Linked DNA regions of Mus musculus: regions 1 and 3 are each linked to region 2. Evidence: chromatin loops called from intact Hi-C (ENCODE). Cell type or tissue: left cerebral cortex. All regions are shown on one strand. Region 1 overlaps Slc25a24 (solute carrier family 25 (mitochondrial carrier, phosphate carrier), member 24). Region 2 holds the start of Vav3 (vav 3 oncogene). Region 3 overlaps Vav3 (vav 3 oncogene).

Region 1 (8,000 bases), 170 kb before region 2:
TTAAACCTACCTACCTCTTTTTTTTTTTGAACCAAAGAGAAAGATGGCCTGTGTTTATGAAACTTATTCTAAAACACAGCTTGGTTTGTACTACGGATGCCTGCATTGTCTTGGTATTTTTGTACTATATAAAGAAAGGAGGGGACTCTGCTTCATCTTCGGGGTTATTGTATTTTGGAGTAATACCTAGAATGACAATATTAAGGTACATGATTCACACCTTTTTTAAAATGTGTAACAATTATGGAAATGCATATTACTGTTAATGTCTTTGGAATTTTAAGTTGATAAAAACTATGAAAATGGCCATACTTCATTATGAAATTGAATCGTCTCCCAGTGAACATGTGTAAGGTATGACTGATTTATCTGTACATCTTGTATCTTTTTTGGGGAAAAAACCCTCCTATTGAACACAGCTTATTCTGATATTGCTACATAGTCACTGCTCATTTGTATTAAATATATTTGTCTGTTTTTAAAATGGCTTGTTTTCTAATTGTCCTAGCTCCTCTCTGTTGCTGTGACAAAACACTCTCAAGCAAATCAACTTAGGGAGGAAAGGGCTATTTCACCTTATGGGATACCGTCTGTCACTGAGAGAAGTCAGAGCAGGAAGAAACAGGAACCATGTGGGCTCTTTCCATTTGCAAATGGTAGTGAAGACAGCTGCCCACAGACATGCCCACAGGGACTACCAGAGACATGCCCACAGGCAATACCTCAGTTGAGACTCTTTGCTTTGACAGTTGACAGAACTAATTAGGACACTCATTTTGAAAAGAATTTATAAATAATACATTTTTTTCTTTTTTGGTGTCATGCATTTATAACACCAACGCGGGTTTGAAACAATATACTTTACAGACTGGTTCCCGAGAGTCTTTCTCAACCTTTTGCCTTTCCTGAGCTGCTATGGGTACTGTGCATTTGGGTACAAGGCACTGTTTCACATGGTACTCAACGCCTGACCTTAAGAGCAAGGATTATAGCCCAAGGGGTTTCCAGGACCAAGAAAATTACAAGGTTGCAAGATTAGCATGGCACATCTTGGAAGGGAGGGGTGTTTTTTTTACCTTAAAATTATGGGAAACAGAACACCAGTAAGTTTACTTGTGAGTAATTGAGTAAAGTTTTCTGATACAAATTATAGAATCTGATTCATAAAAATGAAACAAGAGTGTGGAGATGAATGGACACAAGCCTTACTAATATTGGAAAGAGCAAAGAGGCAGGGGTAGTGGCCATAAGAAGAAGGGACATGAAGGAGGCCAGGCCAATGCTGATGGCTGGTGGGAAGTGAGCCCAGAGGCAGGTAGTCATGGAAGATGAGGGAAGGCTTCAGGAAGGCGATTAGCTATACAGTTCTCCTTTTCTACTTCCTGGTTCTACAGATGTTCCTTAAACAAGATCTAAATGTCTTTACACTGGGGTTGTAATGGGAAATGGTGGGTAAAGGCCTGTTTCTGATAAACATGTTTCCATTGCAGACAGAATAGGTCCCTACTCTTCGGGTCCCCCTGTCTGCCTGTTCCCTGGGTAGTCTCTCCATCTCTAGGAAGAAGGTAAAATTTTAAAGAGAATTAATTTAGAGACATTAAAATCTACACCTTTCCCTACAAATCACAGAGACTCTCACTTGTAGATTTTCACGGGGCTATAGCTGTTCCTGCTGATTGCTTTGGGTCTACCCTCACTCAGTTCTTTTTTCCTCACACAAAGTTTGCCATATTGGGAAAAAGTTTTTCATTCACTTCTTCTAAGTTTGGCCTTATCCTGTTTTGTGTTGACACCCATGAAGACAATAACAAACAAGTAGTGTTATTTTGTCATTCATGAGGGTGGAGTTGGAATGGAACTATTGAAGGGTTTTGAGGCATTCTGAGATACCCTTCAAACCAAGCCTGTCACAGACTCATGGCATTTTCTAGACATCCCTGTCTTCCAATGAGTTACCCATGTCTCAGAGCAGGTTAGTCTGAGTTCTATCTATAAGTGTTCTCCCCTGTAGACATACATCCCTCAGCCAGTCGATGTTATCTTGAAACAGGTGCCCACAGGAATCTTGGTGTGCGACATTGTCATGCAAGCAACTTAAATCTGTCAGGAGACTCCTATATCACTTAACAACCGAAGCAGTGGGCGGGGGATCCTGGCCTCTCTGGACAGCAGTCACTGTCCACATTGGTCAATGCCAAGAAACCTTTTACACCAGTATCCATGTATCTGATTCAGCCATTGTGCTATGCTTAGAATGGGCTCTATTGAGATGACACAGGGCTAGAACCTGGCAATCTGTCTCCTTTGCTATCACTGGGTTTCCCCCTTTCCTCTGTGATGTTGAGAGATTTCCTTTGCTCGCTTCTCTGGGACCCTGACATCTACTCTACTGGGAGTGTATGTGTTCCTGAAGACAAAAGAGCCTTCCACTGAAAATGACTTCTGTTCCCACATTCACACGTCACAGAGGGGAGGGAATGCTAACTCGTCGTCGTGGCTGGAGATGAGAGAGATGGGAACATAGAGATACCAAATCTCAGACTGTCTCTAGGTTGCTGCACTGTGTCTCAGGATGAAACCTCTGTTGCCACACGGCAGGGAGCTCCGCACTCAGAAGGGGTCCTTACTAGCATTTGTTTAACATAAGCAACAGACCATTCTATCCACAGAGTGTCCAAATCCCCCGGCATCCCTGGTGTGTGGCGATGTGATGTCACAGCAGATAGCTCGATAGACAGCGTCCAGGTAGAAGAGCCAATGGAGGAAGAGTCCGCCCCCACCCACAACCCATCTATTAGAGTTGCAACTAGGAAGCAAACCTAGAATTGGGAAGGATGCTTCTGGACTGTGCTATCAAAGATATACGGTGCCTGTATCTCTTTTAATAGAAATTAATAGCAATCATTTAGTACAAGCTGGAAAAATACCACAAATGAAATGAGAAGAAATCAGGAACAGCCACGTGGGCTCTAGCTCTGACGTCATCAATTGCATGGGACTGTATCAGTCATCTCCAAAAGACGATCTGCATTATTTATTACATGGATGTGAAGAGTTAGAAAATGCTCTTTGCGTGGGAGTTTGCAACATGTATGTTACTTTCATCATCACGCCAGAGGCTAAGTATACTCCGTACCTCACACTGTTTCTGTTCAGAGTGGGAAAAAAAAAAAGCACCCAGGATACACAGGTTGCTGTCAAATAAAAACACTCCACTTTACACGACAGCGCTTCACCAGGAGGCTTCAACGTGGTGGTACTGTGCTGTTTCCATTAGTAGAAAAGAATATTTTGTGACTTGGCTTTGAATGCCACCACCACCTGGTGGTGTACTATTTATTCTATTAATCTACCCAGCATCAACAGAAGTTTGGACCGTGAAGCCCTGTTATATTTGGCTGTAGAACCACATATTTTTTAAAAGCTTGTTATTTAAAAGCAACAATCAGTCATTGTACATATTTATGGGGCCCAATGTGGACTCCACAGTTATTTCTTGAGGCCAGTAAGGGTTTGTTCACTGCACGTAACATCAGTGGCCTCTGTGTTCCACTAGGTGGCAGACGTCTCTCAGCGAGCGCCGGAGCCGTTTGGTACCTGGGAAAGGACAAAGCCTTCCAACTTTTGCTTTTTCCCTTTGCTATGACCTGGAAAATCACTGGGCTACCTTGGAGGCCGAATTTAGATTTCCTGCTCAAACCACCGTTACCCTATTTAGAGGAGTGAAATTAGGGTCAGCCTGTTACCATTCCAGGAGAGGAGACGACAGAGAAGCCTTTCATGGGCTCCTCTGAAGAGAAGGGCTTGTTCTTGCTTTTAACGATATTTTCCCCAAACCAGAAAGATGCCATATTTTAAAAGTGAAATTAAACACGATTGAAAGAACAAACAAGGCTGCTGATGTAGTGAGCTGTGGGTACACGTTCACAACCTGGCAAATATTGCTGGGATATTTATGTGGGTAAATATTTTTTTCATTTCCCAAAATCAGTTGAGAAGTGTCATTGTAACTCAAGCTTATGACACCAGTGTGGAAATAAAAATAAATTAAGCAATTAATAACATGCTCCCAAAATTTATTTTTTTCTGATCATTTTTTTTGGGGGGGTGGGATGGGGTTTTCGTTTTTTTCTACAGGAGTTGTAAGCATTGATTTTGTGGCATACTCTGGTCGATATGTTTTACAAGAAATAAGAATTGAGGGGCTGGGGATGGCTCAGTTGATAAAGTGCCTACTGTGTGAGTATGAGGACTTGAGACCCCAGCACCCAGGCGCAGCTGTCCAATGCTAGACATGGGCAGGTCTCTAGGCTTGCTGGCCAGCCAGTTTAGCTGAATCCCGGGGCTCCAGGTTCAGTGAGAGACTCACTCAAAAACTAAGGTGCAGAGCAATTGAGGAAGACATCCAGTGTTGACTTCTGGCCTCCATGCACATGTGCGCACACACCAAGTGCATACACACCCCGTGCTCCCATACCTACAGGGAAATAAAAAAGGGGTTTCTCCATAATAGATTCTTGCTGTGTTCCTGGAACACTAAGCTCAGTAGAGGAATTCATTTGGAAAATCACGCAACTCAAATTGCATCCTGTCGTTAACCTGGGATTCCTTTTGGTTCAAGAAACAAGTAGAAAAAGATATTCTGGTAGCTAGGTGTGGAGGGACAGGCTGAAGCACAAGTACTTGGGAATTGGAGACAGAGAGATTAAGAATTCAAGGTCATTTTTGGCTAGGTAGCAAGTTTGAGGCCAACCTGTGATACAAAACAGTATCAACTAATGACAGTAACAGACAAGTGAACAAACAGACAGAAACACCCAATAAACCCTTTTGCTTCCACCACAGATGTTTTGATCAGAGGGGGGGACCCTCCCTCCCCCCCCCCCCAGAAATTAGGACGTGAAGGAGAAATGTCAGACCAGGGTGACCACTCAGGTTTCTTACGAAGCTCCCTTCTGAAGACAGGGATGGAAGAAGGGTGTGTGGAGGAAGGTGTAGGTGCAGGCTGTCTCTTCCTTCTTCCTCTCATTCTCCTGTTGTTTTGATTTTTAACTGTAAGGCCTGGGGATTAGACCTAGGGCCTTGTGCCTGTCTGGCAAGCAGTCTACCACTGAGCTACTGCCCCATGCATCCCCCCCCCCCCACAAACCCCCATTCCCCGACCTTGACCCCTGATCCCTTCTCTCTCTTTCTCTCTGGACTCACTACAGAGATTAGCCTGGCCTGGTGCCTGCAGGTTGTTTAACCTCCTTAGCCTTGCCCTGTGTTTTCAGTTTCAGTTCACAGGAAAAAAAAAAAGAAAGCTGTGCTTTAAATGGAAATACCCAGCCCAGTGAGAGCTGAGAGTGTGAGCTTCTCTGTAGTGGGAAGATAGTCTCAGCAAAAGAGCAATGTTTAAAAGTTCTAAAAGACTTTAATCAATGTGAGAAATCAAAGATTAGACAAGATTCAAGTGATGGCTCAAAAAGAGGCTAGGGTATGCTTATATACATCCCAGTTTTAATACGTTTTATTTATTTATTTATTTATTTATTTATATTTATTTTTATTAGGTATTTTCTTTATTTACATTTCCAATGCTATCCTAAAAGTCCCCCATACCCTCTCCCCCACTCCCCTACCCACCCACTCCCACTTCTTGGCCCTGCCGTTCCCCTGTACTGAGGCATATAAAGTTTGCACGACCAATGGGCCTCTCTTTCCACTGATGGCCAACTAGGCCATCTTCTGATACATATGCAGCTAGAGACACGAGCTCTGGGGGGGGGGGTACTGGTTAGTTCATATTGTTGTTCCACCTATAGGGTTGCAGACCCCTTTAGCTCCTTGGGTACTTTCTCTAGCTTGTTTTATTTGTTTTAATATTGGAATATTGTCTTTGTGTATGATACCCAAACGGTTTAACATTTAAATGTTGATTAATACTAGTTATTTTTAACTTCCTAGCACAGCGGTTTGGAAACTTGACCACACAAGAACTACCTGGAGTGGTTTTAAAAACAACAACGACAACTGGTAGCATTTTGTTTAAGTTCGGCCCCAGTTACCTGGCAATGGCCAGGTATGCCTGACTCACTATAAAAGGGGCTGCTTTCCCCTCCTCTGCTCTCTCTCCTCCTCCTCCTCTTCCTCTTCTTCCTCCTCCTCCTTCTCCTTTTCCTCCTCCTCCTTCTCCTCTTCCTCCCCCTCCTTCTTCTTCTTCTTCTTCTTCTCTCTCTCTCTCTCTCTCTCTCTCTCTCTCTCTCTCTCTCTGTCTCTACTACCCTCTCAACTCCCCTCCCCATGCCCTGAATCAACTCTATTCTATAATACACTGTTGTGTGGCTGGTCCCTCGGAAAGAAGGGATGCCTCAGTATGGGCCCTTGGAGGCACCTGCTTCCCCCATACCTGACTACTCCTCCATCAAACATATTCCCTTTCTCTTTTTATGAACACAACAACAACAACAACAACAACAGCAACAACAACAACAACAACAACATCTAGCCAAGGTAGCCTAGGGAATGCTCAATCGAACACCCAATTAAATATCCAATCCAATGCTCAAGCCTCATGTGTCAGCACCCTACTCCAATGTTCTGGGATTATTGGCAAGTGACAACACACCCAGCTGGTAGCAGGCGGCTTGGCTTTTAAAACTATTTACTCTTACCCCAGGGCAAAGAGATCTGAGGGTGGAAGAGAACCTGATGCCCCAGGTGATTCTGGTGTTGAGCCTCGGAGGAGAGTCCTTGAAAATTGCTTTTTCTCTAAACGTTGTGTGCAACGTTTTTTTTTATATTTGTAGTTTGGATCAAATAACTGTAAATGAAGTATGGTGTTTTCCAGTGCCCTTTTAGGCAGCAGACTGGTTAGATAGGGGACGAGCAACTGTTGAGTTAAGAGTGAGTCTAGGCTTTTGGCCCAAGAAAGAATGAAAAAGTTGCCTGTCATGCAGATGGAGAAGCAGTGTGACTAACATGGTTAGAGCAGAGACCCCTAGTTTTGGATATAAAAAAAACTGAGGCTGAAACCAATCTGGGCTACATAGCTGACTCTTCTTTTTCTTCTTCTACTTTTTTTTTTTTTTTAATGGCACCTCCAGGTGGTTCTTATGCAATCAAGTTTGGAGCCGCTGTGTTAGGGACTGGAAACAAAACAAAACAAAACAAAACAACCAAAACACAAAAAACAAAACAAAACAAACAAATAAAAAACCATGGTAGAAATCATTACAAATTCAGGTCAACATTTCAGGCCAGCAGTTGTGGATTTCTAAATGCATCATTTGGCAGTCATGAGCATCTAAATGCTATTTAAAGCCATGAAGTCAGACGATCCCCTAAGGAGTAAGTAGAGGTGGTAGGTAAGGATGATGATTGAGAGGTCCTAGGAGGTGAGAGAGTGGAGGAGAGGGAGTTAGGTGAAGAGGGGCAGCTAGCAGGTGAGGCATCTTTCCCTCCAGATGAGGACAGAGAACAAGTCTGCCCCACCTTCCCCCCGCTCTGTGGCTCTGCTATGAGAAGATGTTGACGGGTGTGGGTGGGCGAGAGTTTTCTGCTCCAGCATCTCTGGGGAAACTACAAAGAGAGAAGGTGCTGGGTTCATCCAGGCTTTCTCTAGGGAACTGCTGGGAAAGCCAGAGAGGAAAGGGCATTGGAGCTCTGAGAAGGGACTGTGAAGTGTGGTCCAGCGAGCCAGAGTAGAGAGAGGGGGAACCACACACAGAAGTGTGTGGGCCCATGAATCAGAGGTCTCAGAGAACAAGTATAGTGGGAATGGTTGGCAGGTAAGTGGATAGGAAAGAGTTGGGTTAGGCAGAGAGTTTGAGTTATAAATTTAACAGAGAAATGGTTTGGGGTGAAGACATTTTGGGATGCGACAGCATAATGTTAGGGATGGAATACAGAGCTTTGCAAATAGTAGGTAAATGCTCTACCATTGAACTATATATACCCTCTGCCCCACGTATAAGTGTCTATTGTTTTGGGTATCTAATATCTTCAATGAAGGTGAGGAA
Region 2 (8,000 bases):
AGTAATTGCAATAAACTCCTGAATACCTGCTGCAATTATTAATTTTAGACATCAGGCATGTGGGATGCATCTAACTAAAATCATGTCATCATGTATTTTAGTAGTTGAAGTTATAGAAATGAAGTAATTTTCAAAATGGAGATAGCATGCAGGGATTTCCTACTTCTGAACTTGTTTCACATGGGTACAGGCAATTCGTTTTATAGTCTCACTTTATTTTTGCCAAGAACATTATAAGTGGTCAGAATAAATATGGGTAACATTTAACTAGAGTAAGTGACGTTTCTCCTCTCTTATGATGATATTCCTATGCTTTGTATCCCTGTTTGTCTTGTATTTTCACTTACCTGTCATCCATTGATCCACCCATTGATCCACCCATTGATCCATCCATCCATCCATCCATCCATCCATCCATCCATCCATCCATCCATCCATCCATCTACCTACCCCACCCCCAACCCCATGGCCTCATGTGTGTCAACATTTGGTTCCTAGATAATGGCACTGCTTGGAAAGGTTGTAGATAATTTTAGGAAGTGGAGCCTTGCTAGAGGAAGTGAGCTAACAGAAGGAGGCCTTGTTGTTTTAAAGCCTGGACCCACTTCCTGTTCACACCCAACTTCCTGAATATGGAATACAAAGTGACCAACCGGCTCCTAGCTCCTCCACCTTCCCTACTGTGATGGACCATATCTTCTTGACCCTTCCACTTTTAAAATTGCTTCTCATCAGGTATTTTGTCACAGCAATGAGAAAAATTACCAATGTAACCATTTCCTGACTGTTCTGAAATTGTGAGCACAGAAAGGATGCCTAGAACATGGTATCCATCATCTGCTGCCTTTTCAGAAGCTCGGGTACCATCTATCTACTTCTTGTTCATAGTGTAGTAAGAAGGCATGATCAAAAAGCACAACAAAACAAGAAAGAAGCAGAGAATAGACTGAACACCTAGACACCTGCAGAGACCTAGAAGGGAAAGAACAGAGTTCAGTTTCATGTGTTCCGTGTGTCTTGTACAAAGAACACTGGTGTAGCAGTAAAAAGTTAATATGATGGAAATTCCCCTGTGGGTATACAAGCCTCCTATACACCTGCCCAAATGTTTTGGATTCCTGAAAGAAAGACACATATACACAGATTTATATTTTATTTTTTTACTTGCATAAGCTGCATATTGTTTAATTTTGTACTTTTATTGGATATTTTCTTTATTTACATTTCAAATGTTATCCCTTTTTCTGGTTCCCCCCACCTCCTGAAACCTCCTATCCCATCCCCCCTCCCACTGCTTCTATGAGGGTGTTCCCCCTCCCACACACCTACTCCTGCCTCCCTACCCTCGAATTACCCAGCACTGGGGCATCAAGCCTTCAACGGACCAAGGGCCTCTTCTCCCATTGATGCCTGACATGGCCATTCTCTGCTATATATGAGACTGGAGCCATGGGTCCCTCCCTCCATGTGTGTTCTTTGGTTGGTGGCTTAGGCCCTGGGAGATTGGAGGTCTGGTTGGTTGACATTGTTGATCTTCCTATGGGGTTGCAAACCCCTTTCAACTCCTTCATTTTAAATACCTTAAACAGCTCGAAGGGTGGGCCACTCCCTAACACAACACATGTGTATGTGTGTCTTTCTTTTGTGAACCCAAATCATTTGGGCAGGTATAGAGATGTGTGCCCCCATCTGGGAGTTTCCAGAGGATTAATTTTTTTACCGCTACACAGAGGCAAATTCCCTCCTGATGCTTTCACTACTGGGGAGGCAGAGTAAAGTGAGGAAGGATGTGTATGGGAGGGAGTAGAGGGGAAAGGTGGTTCATTCCATTGTATATTTGTCAATTTGGCAAACTGAGATTTCCTAGTGTAGTAGCATCAAGAAGCACCATGGATGGCTCTGAGAATTTGCAAATAAGTGTTACCACTTGTGTAGTCTTCTAGGAAGGGGTCCGTCTAACTCAGTAAACTCAGTAAGTGGGGGACCTGCACCTCTGAGTAGAAACAATGCAGATGTAAGGGGGATACAATCTTGCTTTTATTAAATCTGTAATAGGAACAATGTATGTAACACTTGATCTACAGAGCCTTTTCTTCATCAATGAAGTGTGTTGGGGAGGTGATACATCTTATTACAGATAATATATGTAAAGTATCAAGTAGAGGCCTTCACCCAGTGGGCAGTGAGGAAGTGATGGAGGGTGAAGGTTCCTCATGTGCCATTAAGGAACCATTTTGGTACTCTTTCCTAGCATGATAGAAACCTAAATTTCCATATCTGTACGTAAGAAACAGTTACCAGTATCTTTCAAATCATTCTCCTTTAAAATATTAAAAATTTAAAGAACACAGCTCAGGTGAGAAGCCCATTATATTTTTCTTTCGTTTCTTTTTCTCTTTTTCCTCCTCTTCCTCCTCCTCCTCTTCCTCCTCCTCCTCCCCATCCTCCTCCTCCCCATCCTCCTCCTCCCCATCCTCCTCCTCCCCCCTCCTCCTTCTCCCCCCCCTCCTTCTTTTTCTGGTACTCTATCACTGAACCACCCCCCATCCCAATTGCTGTTTTGTTGCCCCAATTTTAGACATTTACCATCACCTGTTGTAGCTTCTCACTCACCTGAAGAGCCCCACAACTTCTTTAAGTGCCTCTTGTAGGCCTCCTACACCTCCATCTGTCTTCCTTGCCCTTATATACACTTTCTGGATTAATATTTGAGTTTTATGACCTAAAGTACTATTTACATGTTACATGTGATATGTAGCAATTTAAAATATTTGGTCTTTGCTGATGCTCTGTGGATGCACAGGGATGTGTGGTATAGTGAGTGGTGTTTATGAAGCTGTCCCTGTGACAGGCACCACATATATTCATACCTTATATCAAGGCTTTGCAGCTTTTGATGGAAATTTATTTATCACCTGAGGACCTTGATACAGTTCAGGGTCCTACTCATTCAGTCTGGGTAGGGCCTGAGAGACTTTTTTTTAAAATTAGATATGTTCTTTATTTACATTTCAAATGTTATCCCCTTTTCTAGTTTTCCCTCCGAAAATCCCCTATCCCCTCCCCCCTTCCCCTGCTCACCAACCCACTCACTCCCACTTCCTGACACTGGCATTCCCCTATACTAGGGCATAGAACCTTCACAGGACCAAGAGCCTCTCCTCCCATTGATGACTGACAAGGCCATACTCTGCTACTTATGTATCTAGAGCCATGAGTCCCACCATGTGTTTTCTTTGATTGGTGGTTTAGTCCCAGGGAGCTCTGGGGGTACTGGTTAGTTCATATTGTTGTTCCTCCTATGGGGCTACAAACCCCATCAGCTCCTTGGGTACTTTCTCTAGCTCTTTCACTGGGACCCTGTACTCAGTCCAATGGATGGCTTTGAGCATCCACTTTTGTATTTGTCAGGCACTGGCAGAGCCTCTTAGGAGATAGCTATATCAGGCTCCTGTCAGGAAGATCTTGTTGGCATCCACAATAGTGTCTGGTTTTGGTGGTTGTTTATGGGATGAATCCCCAGGTGGGACAGTCTCTGGATGGTCATTCCTTCAGTCTCTGCTCCACACTTGTCTCTGTAACTCCTTCCATGGGTATTTTGTTCAGGCCCGAGAGTCTTACAAGGTCCACAGTGATACTCCTGTCTATGTATTCATTCCAAGTACCAAGGCGTACTCTTTTTTTTATTCTGACAACCCAACGTGGCAAGGGTCACTTCCTTCATTTTATAGGTGAAGAAAATGAAGGTTAGAAGAATAGAAGTTGCCCAAGGTTATCAAAAAGCAGCTTAACTTGGATTCTAAATCCAGGTTTGTTTACTGGTCGGTACACATGATCTGGATTTTGGAAATATTTTAACAGTATTAAGGGATGATCTGATGCTACCTAAAATGAAATGCTTGGCTAGTCTTTGCTTTTTCCTTATCATCTTTCCTCTTTTCCAGCGCCACTTCTTCTTATGCAGGACCACATTTTAAATGGCAAGTCATGTGTGTTTTGTTTGTAAAGATCTATAATGAGTAACATGGCTTACAGTACTTGCCTCTTTTTGATGGTTTTGCATTCTGAGTTTTTAGGAAAGTGGTAGTCAACAGCCAACCCCCCCCCCCCAAAAAAAATCACATGGAAAATTCCAGAAAGAAAAAGTATATATATTTTATACATTCTTTCACGATTTATGATTATAATGTTCTATTTTATTGCAACACTGCTGTTGATAATCTTCGTGCCTAGGATGCACTTTACAGTTTCGGTGATACAGTATTGCTAAGGATTGATCCTCCTGTAGTTTCAGGCTTTCAAACCTATTATGGTCTAGGAAACATTGTGCTATTGATGGACTCCACAGTGTGCACAGAGGAAGTTGCTGGGGACGGATGCATGCGAGGAAAGGAAATCCTTAGGCTGATTTATTATTGTTTAAGGCTGGTTGTGTACACAGCAGGCCACGCTTGCTACAGTCACGCATAAAAGAAGCGAACTTCTGTCCCAACAGATCATGTACTTTTTAAAAGTTACGTTTTGTCCTGTTTATAAAATCAATAAGATCCACAATCGAAAATTTGAGCTACAAATATCTAATGAAACAGCAGCAGCAGCAGCAGCAGCAGCAGCAGCAGCAGCAACAACAGATATAAAATCCCACCAAACTAGATTTCAATTAAAAAAAAAAAAAGACTAGCGAAGAGGGCATTTACAGGGAGTTGTCAGAGTTCAGTGAAATAATATATTACTACAAAAAGCTTATACACCCTTTTCGGCTTTGTAGGGCAGTGGGAATAAAAAAGACAGGGAGAACCTTGCCTCAGTATGACAGAGTTGACATGTGTGGGTGTGTGTGGGGGGGAACTTTCCAATTTTCCCCAGGGTTCTCCAAATATGCTGACCCAGTCTCTCAGTGTCTCGGTACTGAAGCGATTTGAGCTCAAACCTGGTGGCAAGTCACTGACGCATGCGCGCTCTTGCCTCTGTGTCACCGGCCAGTTTTCTTTTTTTCTCAGGCAGGATTTTGAAGATCAGCAAAAGGCGCTGGACTGCTTTAGTGAACAGTTCCAAGCCTGGGAGATATGCAAAACCTACTTCTTTCCCTCTACCTAGGCTGAAGCTGCAATTGTCCCCACGTCACGCACTTTCAAGGTGTCAAAACATTCTCAGAAGAAACTGACTTTCAGGAAGGGGCTGAGGATGGACCTGGAGGAGGCGGGACCAGGGGCCGATCACAAACTTTCCATGCTGCGTTCTCCAGCTGCGCGTAGTGCACATCTCATTTCTCCAGGCTCCCTGTGTCCCAGTTAAGCCTTGGCTCCTCTGAGACCCTCTTAATTTAAATCGCATTCATTGTTCAGGGTGTCCCCGGGGACACCCCTGCGAATCTCAGTGTTCAGCCACACTTCCTAGGAAGCCGCGCCGATGGGCTAATCCCTGGACGCCCCGGGGTTGTGCAAGCTCCACTCATCCGAGGGTTCACGGGCGGGCGGGGGCGCCGGGATCCCCTTTGTGGCCGCCGCCCCAACTCGGCCCGCTCCTCCCCCCAGCCGCCCCGCCCTCAGCCCCGGACCCCCAGCCAGGGCGGCGGGCACGCTCGCACCCGCGCCTCCGGGGACTCGCGGACCGCACAGACCGGCCAGGCGCGCTGGGCATGCTCAGTCGCGGGGCGCCAGGCTCGCCAGTCGGAAGCCAGTGCTCAGCGGAGCCGGCCGGGGCGCACCGAGAGCGCGCGGCACTCGCTGCTGCAGCGGCGGCCGGGCCGCGGCGCATCCGGGCGGGGACCCGAGGCGAGTCCCACGCGGCGTCCCCGAGCCGCCGGCAGCGGCGCCCGCTCCAGAAAGGCAAAGCGAACCAGGGGCCATCAGCGCGACTGGCGTCGGCGGGGCTCTGACGCTCCGCGGCGGCCACCTCAGAGTCGCTGCCCGCCCCGGCCGGGCCGGGTCCGGGAGCCGTCGGACATGGAGCCGTGGAAGCAGTGCGCTCAGTGGCTCATCCACAGCAAGGTGCTGCCCCCCAACCATCGGGTGACCTGGGACTCGGCGCAGGTGTTCGACCTGGCGCAGACCCTTCGCGATGGAGTCCTGCTCTGCCAGCTGCTCAACAACCTGCGGCCACACTCCATCAATCTGAAGGAGATCAACCTGAGGCCCCAGATGTCCCAGGTATGGAGGCCACCCCGCGACCCCGCTGCCCGTCAGAGGCTCCCATTAATCATCCGGATAATTTCTTTGTGTAAATGCAAACATCTAGGTGCGCTCCGCTTTGCCCTGCCTCTCAGTTCTCAGCTTGGGGGCTTTTCCTCACTTGCCTTGAAATGACTTAGCTTCTAAGCAGAACTAATAAAGCCTTGCGTCGGGAGATGGTGTATGGAATCCTAAAGGTTTCTGGGAGGCGGGAAGAAATAAGTTATCCTAGGGCGCGTTTCACCTTTCTGCCCCCCCCCCCCGTGTGTGTGTGTGTGTGTGTGTGTGTGTGTGATAACAAAGAGGGAGTCGGCTCTAAAATAACAATGAGAAGGGATGAGATGAAGCGGTGGGGTTAATTTTGCTTTGACTTATTTTTTGCTTTCATTTGGTCCTCACGTTCTGGAAAGAGGAACTGTGCCATAGATGAGGACTCTAGGAAGTGGAGGGCGTTTGGTACCGTTATCTGCTCAGAGGAAATAAACCAAGAGGGACACAGAGAGCCTTCCTGAAGTTCCCCACCCCGCCCCCTAAGCCCGTGGCCTGTTAGCAAACTGGAAGGTTGTGTTTATAGCTTGTCTGAAAACGTAAGGGGAGCCAGCCCAGCCTCCCTCACCGGTGGCAGGAAGTGAGAAGTTTTGCTGGAGACTCTGCTTTTTTTCATTGGGTCTTGCGATCAGGTAGCTTGGAGGCACTTGGGCTTCTGTGGCCTTAGCTTGGAGATACCTCTTTGAGGGTTCTGATTAAAATCCAGTCCTGGAAGGCACAGAAAGCAGTGGGTTCCTCAGAGACAGCTCAAAAAGCCACATGCAGCCCAGTGCTGCTTATTTTTTGGGCCGGTCGGAAAGTTTCTGTTAAAAGGATGTTCAACACAACTCAGAACTTCTATTTTCTCTTTCACACGCACACGCACATGCACACGAAAAGAAAAAGAAATGTTTCAACTTAAAAGGGGAAGGAAAGAGACCTTTTAGTGACATATTTTAGCACTAGCCCTGTATGATTCAGAGACTTACCACTTACCCAGAGCTGTGTCCTTGCAGAAAAAAGTGATCTTATGCAGTTTAATAATCTCATAATTAAAGCAGGAACTCCCACACTCTGCCCTGGTTGTCAGTATTTCATCAGGGTCGATCCTCACTTCAAATTCTGTGTCCCCTGTTGGTAAGCAGTCTCCAAGGAAAAAAAAAAGCAGATATATAAGTATTGAGTGCCATATGTGTTTACAATAAGGATCAATTATTTTAGACTCTCTTAGAAACCTGAATGATGGGTGATTGCTAATTCTGTGGACTTGCCCACAATTGTGGCAACCATAGATAGTCCTGTGGAGGGCTTCAGTGGTTGTTTCTGTACTGTCTGAGTTAACTGTTAGGAGTAAGGTTGTGCCACGCACAGGAGTCACTTGTTAGATCTCCAGTTCCATTTGATCAGTAGTCTCAGTAGCAGCATGAAGTCTTGTGCTTTGATGCCACGTGCTGTGCATATTTCCTCGAAGTTTAGTTTCTGGAACTTTCAGCAGTTACTCATCAAAGTGTTCTTAATAATCAAATTTCTCTCTTCTTTCTTTTTTCCTTCCTTCCTTTCCTTTTCTAACTGCCTGCCTGCCTTCCTTCCTTCCTTCCTTCCTTCCTTCCTTCCTTCCTTCCTTCCTTCCTTCCTTTTTGGATAGCTGGGCATTCTTTGACATTCAAGTCTTTATTTGACTGCTGACAGTGCATGGGATCTTGTCAAGTGGATTCTCCTCTTTCTTCTCTTAAAATGCATTATCTATAATGTAATCAGTTTGATGACTGAAGGTCATTATAAGCATCATTGATGAAAAGGAGC
Region 3 (8,000 bases), 130 kb after region 2:
TTGGGATAGCATTGGAAATTTAATTGAGGAAAATATGTAATAAAAATAAATAAATAAATAAATAAATAAATAAATAAAGCAAAACGAATAAGCCATGGATGTCAAGCTAGTCAACAGTGTGTCCCGTATTTTCTACTTCAGGGCTTGCCCTACTCCCCTCAATGATAGTGTGTGCCATGGAAATGAAAGCTCAAACAAACTCTTTTGCTCTAAGTTGCTTTTGGCTATGGTATTTATCCCAAAAAAATAAACCAAACTAATGTGATGTGCTGTATTGATTGTGATCCATCAATAGAGGCTAGTGTAGAATTTTTTAGTTGTCTTACTGTGGCTGTGTTCAAGGAATTTCAAATTTTAAAGCATTTTTTGGGGTTCAAATATTAAAGCATTTTGGGGCATGTCTAGATTAATGATACTTAATCTTCATACAAAGAACCTTTTAGCAAATTAAATCTTAGGCCATTATTATTTTTGAACTAACATTTTATAAAATTTACAAGGAAAGTGGTATTAGTAAAATTTGTATCACTTTTCATATGAAAAATAGAGAAAGCAATAATATTTAGTATTTAGGTATCAAACTGTTACTTACTTCAGAAATGTATAAAACCAGACTGGCATTATACCTTTTATTTTTCATTTCTATATTAACATTGTTTTCAGATCCTCTCAGAAAATCGATTTGATTAATGCAAAGCAATCTCTCCAGTTCACCTTGTCGTCTCTGCAGCGTAGCCATTTGTGAGACCGCTTTGACTATAATGAGCAGTTGACCCAGCTATTGACTATTATAAAGCTGAAGTGGCAGAATCACCTTTGATTCTTCAGTTGGGTTGAGAGGAGAGTCAATCTAAGACGCACATCGCATCAATCAGGAGGGCTGTGGGCCAGTTGTAGCGAGGCTGACCACTAATGGAAATCCGACCTTACAGTTGTGCAATGGCATTGTTCCTTCAGAATGCTCACACTTAGAGTGAACTGCATCACAGAAGGGTCCCTATTCTAACACTCCCTATGTAAATAAAATACAGAGGATTTAATGATCCCTAAAACAAGTAGACATTTGGATTAAAAGAAAAAAATTAACAACCTTAAAAATGTGCATTATAGCTTCCTGTTGAAAATACATTTCATGTCAATGAACCCTTTAAGCCTATAAGACAATGAGAATGGATGTTTCCTACCAGAGGCATCGTGACTGATGCTTTGTTCTCGTTAGCGGCCATAGGTCTCTTTTCTCAATCCCTGTTGATTGGGCAAAGAACAGCAGGAAGTGATTCTTGTCTCCTGGCTTTCCTGTTGTGGCCTCGTGCATGCGCATCAACCCACAGATTTACACTCTTGCCAGTGATGGCTGAGGTGCAGCGAGGCTAGGAAGGAGGCTAGGCTTTGGCTGGGATGAGCCAGGGGAGATGGGCACAGGTGACATAGGTGAGCTTTGACAGCTAGCTGGGACTGTAGTGGAAGTTTATGAAAGGCTGTTTTATTTTGACGGAAAGGATCGAGAGTTATATTCTGGCAAAGGCACGGATGTAGAAATGGACAAAGTGTGGGAAGAGCAGCAGACAGAAGGAGCATTTTCTTTGGGAAGAGTAGTTTTATTTCTTCCTATGAGAACGAGAAAGCCTCCGACTCCTTTCTTATCGCAGGTCTCTGTCACTTTTCTTTCCTCTTTAGCCTGTGAAGGAGGGAGGATCTATGGCATTTTTTTTTCAGCATCGTGCTTCTGTGCTGGCTAGTTTTTGTCAACTTGATACAAACTAGAGTCAGTTTGGGGGAGAGAGACCTTAATTGATTCCACTAGATTGGCCTGTAGGAAAGACTGTGGGGTCAGTTTGTTGATTCACGTGGAAGGGCCCAGCCTAGTGTGGGCTGTTCCACCCTTCGGGGAGGAGGTTCTGGGTTGTATAAGAAAGCAGGCTGAGCAGGACAAGGGGAGTAAACCAGTTAGCAGCACGCCTCCATGGCCTCTGCTAGGGTTCCTGCCCCGGGATTCCTTGATGATGGACTAGAAGCCAAATAAGCCCTTTTCTCTCCATGTTGGTTTTGGTCAGTGTTTTATCAACAACAGAGAAGGAAACTAGAACAGCTCCTGAATAAGGTCTGTGGTTGTGACGTAGTCACAGAGTGCATGGTTAAGACGTGCAAGGCCTTGACCTCAGTTCCCAACAGCAGGCCACACATGGAAGAGTAGCAGAAGTTCATCGTCATCTTTGGAAAAGGGCACTTGTTCTAATGCTCACGTTTGTTTTTATATATTCACTTCCTGTTTCTAGCTTTCATTGTTCCGTAAGACAAACGGTAGAGTGACAGTAAGGGAATGAGGGAAGGATCCACTATAACCATACGACCCTGCCTATACTGCCTCTGTTTTAGGATGGCTCATCTGTAGAACGGCAGTCCTTTAGGCAGAGTGTCAAAGTCAAGGGCAAGTAAACCTCTGAAAAACATGCATTAAGAAACACTACGGCCTTTTAAGCCACAATGTCACTGTTGCAACTTAGCAAACCAACAGTTTAGTAGAAAAGCAGTTATAGTGGGTTTGTGACAGTAAAACCTGATTTTCAAATATAGGTGAGGGCCATGTTAGCCCAACCCCTGGGGCTTTGCATGTTAGTCCCACCCCGGGACTTTGCTGGCTTCCAGTTTTAGAGATATGTGACAAACAGATTTTATATAGCCAAAACCTAAATTCCCCAACTTTCTAAGTATGTGTGAATTCTTAAAATACAAAACCAAAAACTTGTAAATCAATTATTTGAGAATTTCATACCAGTATTCATACCCTCCTCTTTAAAATCCACAAAGTCCCATTATTACTGCTGATATACTCCAGAGTATTTATGATTCTCTTTCTCTTCTCCCTCCCTCCCTCCCTCCCTCCCTCCCTCCCTCCCTCCCTCCCTCCCTCCCTCCCTCCCTCTTTTCCTTCTTCCTCCCTCCCTCTTTTCCTTCTTCCTCCCTCCCTCCCTCCCTCCCTCCCTCCCTCCCTCCCTCCCTCCCTTCCTTCCTTCCTTCCTTCCTTCCTTCCTTCCTTCCTTCTGCCTTTATATTATAGTAATTCTCAGAAAAATTCTGTCTATGGAATCATATAGAATCTATAGGCTTATAGTTGAGCTATAAAATGCATTACTCATTTAATTAACTCATATCATTTTTTTTCTTGTCCCTATTTTTGACACTGTGACTAAGAGTGTTGCATAGGTGGAATGTGCTGTCATTATAAACACAGGTAGAGATTATATGCTCAAATAGTTTAATTAAGAGAAATTTCTTTATTTCTTCCTTGACCAAGTTATCATTGAGTAGAGTGTTGTTCAGCTTCCATGTGCATGTGGGCTTTCTATTGTTTATGTTGTTATCAAAGACCAACCTTAGACTGTGGTAATCTGATAGGATGCATGTGATTATTTCAAGCAGTTCTGCTCCCATAAAATTTATTTAAACAAAACTTCATATAGATTTTGACTGTAGAGATCCAACATACCAGAGAAGATTATGACTTCTCTGATATGTTGGATCATATCATATTATCAGGAGAGACTGACGAAATCTTCTGTGAATATGTGTGAGTGTGTATATGTGAGAATGTGTATGTGTGTATTATGTGTGAGAGTGTATATGTGTGTGTGTCAGTGTGCTTGTATATGTGTATATACATGTGAGAGTGTGTGTGTGAGTGTATGTATAAGTGTGTGAGAGCATGTGTGTGTGTGTGTGTGTGTGTGTGTGTGTGTGTGTGTGTGTATTCCAGAGGTTAACCTCCTATGTCATTGTCTTTTGAGACAAGGTTTCTTACATGGACTGGAGCCTCATAGATTCAGCTAGGCTGGCTGACCAGCAAGTCTCAGGGGTTCACCTATCTTTGTATAGTTTTGGGATTATAGGCATATCCTCATATAACTTGTTTAAAAATGTTTCTTTTCCTTTATTTTTAGTTTCCTTTATTTTACAGTATGGGTATTTTGCCTGTATGTATGTCTCTGCACCATGTATGTGCTGTGTCCAAAGAGGCCAGAAGAGTGCATTGGATCCTCTGGAACTGGAGTTATAGATAGTTGTCAGCCACCATGTGGACATTGGAAATCAAACCTGAGTCCTCTGGAAGATCAGCCAGTGTTCTTAACTGCTGAGTCATCCATCTCTCCAGCCCTGATGGCAGGCTCTTTGCTTGCTGGGTATTGAACTCAGACCCTCATTCTTATGCAGCAAGTACTTGACTGACTGAACTATTTCCAAAGTCTAAAACCTTCTTTGTACAGCTTTTGCTATTAGGGAGTGTCAATTAGGAGGAAGCCTGAGAAGCCAGCTAATTAGCCACATGATTTTGGGAGTGTCCTTGGCTTACAGCCCTGTGTTATTATATACTTTTACTACCTGTATATAATCTCAAAACCATTATTCATATTATTTATATGTATATAAGTTTACATTGATTATCATATAAATATATATTTAAATCAATGACACATATATTGCTTTTATTGTTTTGTTGTTTTTGTGGTTAAATCCCAGAGATCCATACATATCATTTAAGTTCATATTTATACATTCCAGATAATACTACCATATAATAATTATAGTTTATTAGCTGTCTGCCTTTTCTTACCTCTTCACCTTTTCTTTGTTTAAAAACTTGGATCCATGTGTTTCTCAGGTAGCTACTGCAGAAAGCACTCTTGGCATTTCCTGTTAGAACATTCTGGGCACACTTCCACTGGACTGAAGGGGAGACTTTGGCCAGAGAGAGAGTGAAGCTGCATTCTAGAGAGATTCTCTTTGAGTAGGGCAGCGGCCTTTGGGTTTGACCTCAAATCTAGAAGACTGTCACTGGTTTAGACTGGTTTCTATCACATGGTACAGAGGAGTGTGTCCTCCTTCTTACCCCTGAACTCAGCCCAGGAGGAAACCAGATCGGAAGGGTTGGTCTAATTGAGAGTTCCCATGTGCCATTTAGTGATTATTGTGCCCTCTGGTGTTTTTCTGAATTTATTGCCTGTGTAAATCGGCATGCAGAGCTTTTGGGGATAGCCCATGGGGCACTGGTCTGCTGAGTCTTAGTTGCAAGATGAACTGGTGCGTGGAGAATGGACTGCTCCCCCTGGAAGACACTTGTTAACAGATAGACTCTTTTATTCTTTGTCATCTTCGTTTTCGACTCAGAACAGCTCCAGAGGTATCTGTGTTCCCAGCTCTTAGAGATATGGTCATGTCTGATTACCAGTGCCCTCTGATGGTCTGATGGCCACTCCAGAAGTTCTCTCCTTCCTTGTCTTCACATCTGCATTCTGATGGTCCTGTTTTGCTTTCTGGCCATTGCAGAGATCACTTAACTGGCCTCTCTGACCCCTCCTGTCTTCCTTCCACTTAGTCATTTCTAAACTCAGCTGTTTTCCTTTCTCTTTGCACTTTTGATGGCTCCCCATACTACAGAGGGAAAAGCTTTCCCTTCTTAACACAGCTTGGTAGACTTTCCTAATCTACCTGTAATCTGCTAATTCAGTGTTGTGTCTTATCTTTTCTTCCTTTTTGCCACATGGGCTTTGTTATGGCTGATAACCACTCTCTGTCCCCAGCGAGACATGCTATGCACCAGTCTGCACCATGCTTCTTCTATGTACCTGCCTTTGTGCTTTGGAACGCTTCTCTCTCTCTCTTTGGAAAACTTCATGACCCTTTATGCCCAATGCACACGTTACCATCCCTGAAAGGCTTCAGTGCTTTCTGCTGCAGTGGTTGGAGTTGTACCTCACTCCAGGATCCTTTTGGAGCTTCCCGTGACTCTGTCAGTCTTTATTCTCCCCATTGAGTAGTAAGCTTCTTAGAGGGAGGGACTGGAACCTTTCCTTGGAAGGATCCCATAGGACATCCTCAAAGCTCTTTTGCTTCTTAAAATTTGATGCTTGTCACAGGAGGAACATGCTTTGGAGACTAGGGTCTGGTAGCACTTCAGTCTTTGGACATGTAGGTGCTATACTAGAGTCATGAGGCTCAGGGTAGAGCCAGGACTGTGGCTTGAGTGATGGCAGCCAGCATCTGTGAGTCCTGAGTGACAGCCTGGTTGGCATAGGAAATAGTGATGTAGGTGGGTGGGGGCTGTCTTTGTACCTTTCCACTTCATTTTGCTCATTTGGGGCATTAGAGTGTTTGAATAGACATCCCTTTGGATGCTTTTAGCTGTCAAAAGTGTGTGTTATTGCCTCTGCCTTGCATTCTCTATACTTTACAAATTATCTACAAGAATATATTACTGTCAAAACTTGAGGTGCCAGGCTAAGGTTCCAATGACTCATAACAAGCAAAAGATCGAGCTAAAAGAAAAGCATTCAGCCCAAAGAAGCACCTACAGGCAGGCCCATCTGGCACCCAAATGACACTTATTAGTGACACACTTGACAGTGCCAGGGGCTTGGAAGAATCATGGTCAGCAAGAAGACTCTAAACAGGACTGGACCAGGCTGAGGTTATGTAAGGCTGCAAATGGCCTGTGTTTATCAGTGTTATCAATTAGGAAGCCAATGCATACTTGCTTGAGTATATTTGGCAATAGGCATATTTGACACTAGGTGAAGATTTTTGCACCAATGATTTCATTTGACTTCACAATTTCCCCAGGATCGGCTTAAATATCTCAAAATCATATGTTAGAAATGGGCTCAGATAAGCTAAGTAACTTACCCAGATCACTCAAGTATGAAATGTTGAAGTCATTCTTCTAGTGCCCAGTCACAAGATTCTAAAACCTGTGTTCTTTTTTTTTTTTTTTTTTTTTTTGTTGATATAACATTCTACTTCTATGTTAGGCAAAGAGATAAGGGTCTAAGAGGGCTACTGACAAGACCCGGAATTTGGAGATACTGTTTCCAGATTCCTAATAGCATAAAGAGATGGTAGATAGTGCAGAATTCTATTACAAATTTCCCATCTTCAAGCAAGTGTTTTGATGAGGGATTACAAGTTGTTCTTATCCATGTCTTGAGGAATCCAGATTTCTAGCTGTAAGTCAAAGAATGGGATCTGAGTCACTCCTTGAGTCACTGCCAGGGCCATGGTGCCTGGCAGGCAGGAACAGTGCGTGCAGGGGCCCCTGGAGCTTGTCTGGTCATGTGAGCTGCCAGGCACGCTGTCTTTGAGACAGGGCCCTGGACTTCAGCCACTGCCATGGAGCCCTTACTTGAGATGTTGTTAATCGTTATGGTGAGAGTACAAACACACCTTTTTCCTCATTTCACAAGCTTCTAAGTGGGCATCTAGGAGTGGGGTGCCTGTGGCACAACATAGGTCATGTGTGCAAGCCCTAGGATGAGGTGAAGGCTGAGATGCAAGTGATGGGCAGCTCTATGTTAGAGTGGATGATGGGCTCCCAATTCTAAGATAGGGGTTTTCCCATGCAGACAAAACTGGTCATGTCACACAGCATACATGCAAAAGATAGACACTGGAGCATCCAACCAAGCTTCCATTACCACTTATTTCAGTAGAATGCTATTTCTTCTTATGCCAAATGTAAGGAAAATTGTGGTGCACTTTTTATTCCTTGGGTCCAGAATCTTTGGAACTCTCTCTTGCATTCATCATCTGGAATAACATACACTGTAATATGAAGATACTCTTAAATTAGACAGCTTCCTTTCTATGAATGGGACCATCATACCAGTTTAGAGCATCAATACTTAGGTTTTGAAACTTCTCAGTAATCATTGTCTGCTCTTACAAATGGTGCTTTCACCTCTTGGATCAGCCATGCTGGTTGCTGCCAGGGTACTCTCTCGAAAGCCCAGTTTTCACCATGCATCCCATTTTGAAGATTATCCATTAAGATAGTCGAGGAGTCAGTGACCTTTGGATCACTTTTGACTTGAATTCCCTTCGACATCAGCTGAGGAGGGTAAATATGATTGCCTTATGAATCAGAAGTCATTCCTGTTCTTTATTAATGTCCACTTGCTGCCTTTTCTTGGGTTTAGTTTGTTTCTCCTTGAAATCTTCATACCACCACA

What was found. A loop is a pair of places that touch in the nucleus more often than their neighbours do. Peaks named below come from ENCODE experiments on the same cell type or tissue, not always from the same donor. Only the 100,000 strongest peaks of a DNase experiment are listed, where the experiment ranks them.
Region 1: a loop joins it to region 2, with 3 times the contacts of the local background. A loop is called at or near these places in 10 of 42 quality-filtered maps.
Region 3: it touches region 2 in a loop (2.8-fold over the local background); 4 of 42 quality-filtered maps call a loop at or near these places.

What each region holds. Positions count from the first base shown.
Region 1 is chr3:109,167,974-109,175,973 of GRCm38, forward strand. Slc25a24 (solute carrier family 25 (mitochondrial carrier, phosphate carrier), member 24) reads left to right here. Exons shown (of 10, transcript NM_172685.3): 10 at 1-436. Among named protein-coding and RNA genes, the nearest start is that of Slc25a24, 49 kb to the left of the region's middle. In left cerebral cortex, a CTCF peak has its summit at 3,553 (motif pointing right); DNase peaks (open chromatin) are centred at 3,571 and 5,315; H3K4me3 peaks cover 241 bases; H3K27ac peaks cover 195 bases.
Region 2 is chr3:109,335,094-109,343,093 of GRCm38, forward strand. It overlaps Vav3 (vav 3 oncogene), which reads left to right and starts at 5,590. Exons shown (of 27, transcript NM_020505.2): 1 at 5,590-6,149. The coding sequence starts at 5,946. In left cerebral cortex, no CTCF peak of the experiment used is centred here; DNase peaks (open chromatin) are centred at 4,997, 5,688 and 6,768; H3K4me3 peaks cover 2,114 bases.
Region 3 is chr3:109,462,600-109,470,599 of GRCm38, forward strand. The region is part of intron 2 of Vav3 (vav 3 oncogene); the gene reads left to right. Among named protein-coding and RNA genes, the nearest start is that of Vav3, 130 kb to the left of the region's middle. In left cerebral cortex, a CTCF peak has its summit at 4,980 (motif pointing left); a DNase peak (open chromatin) is centred at 7,061.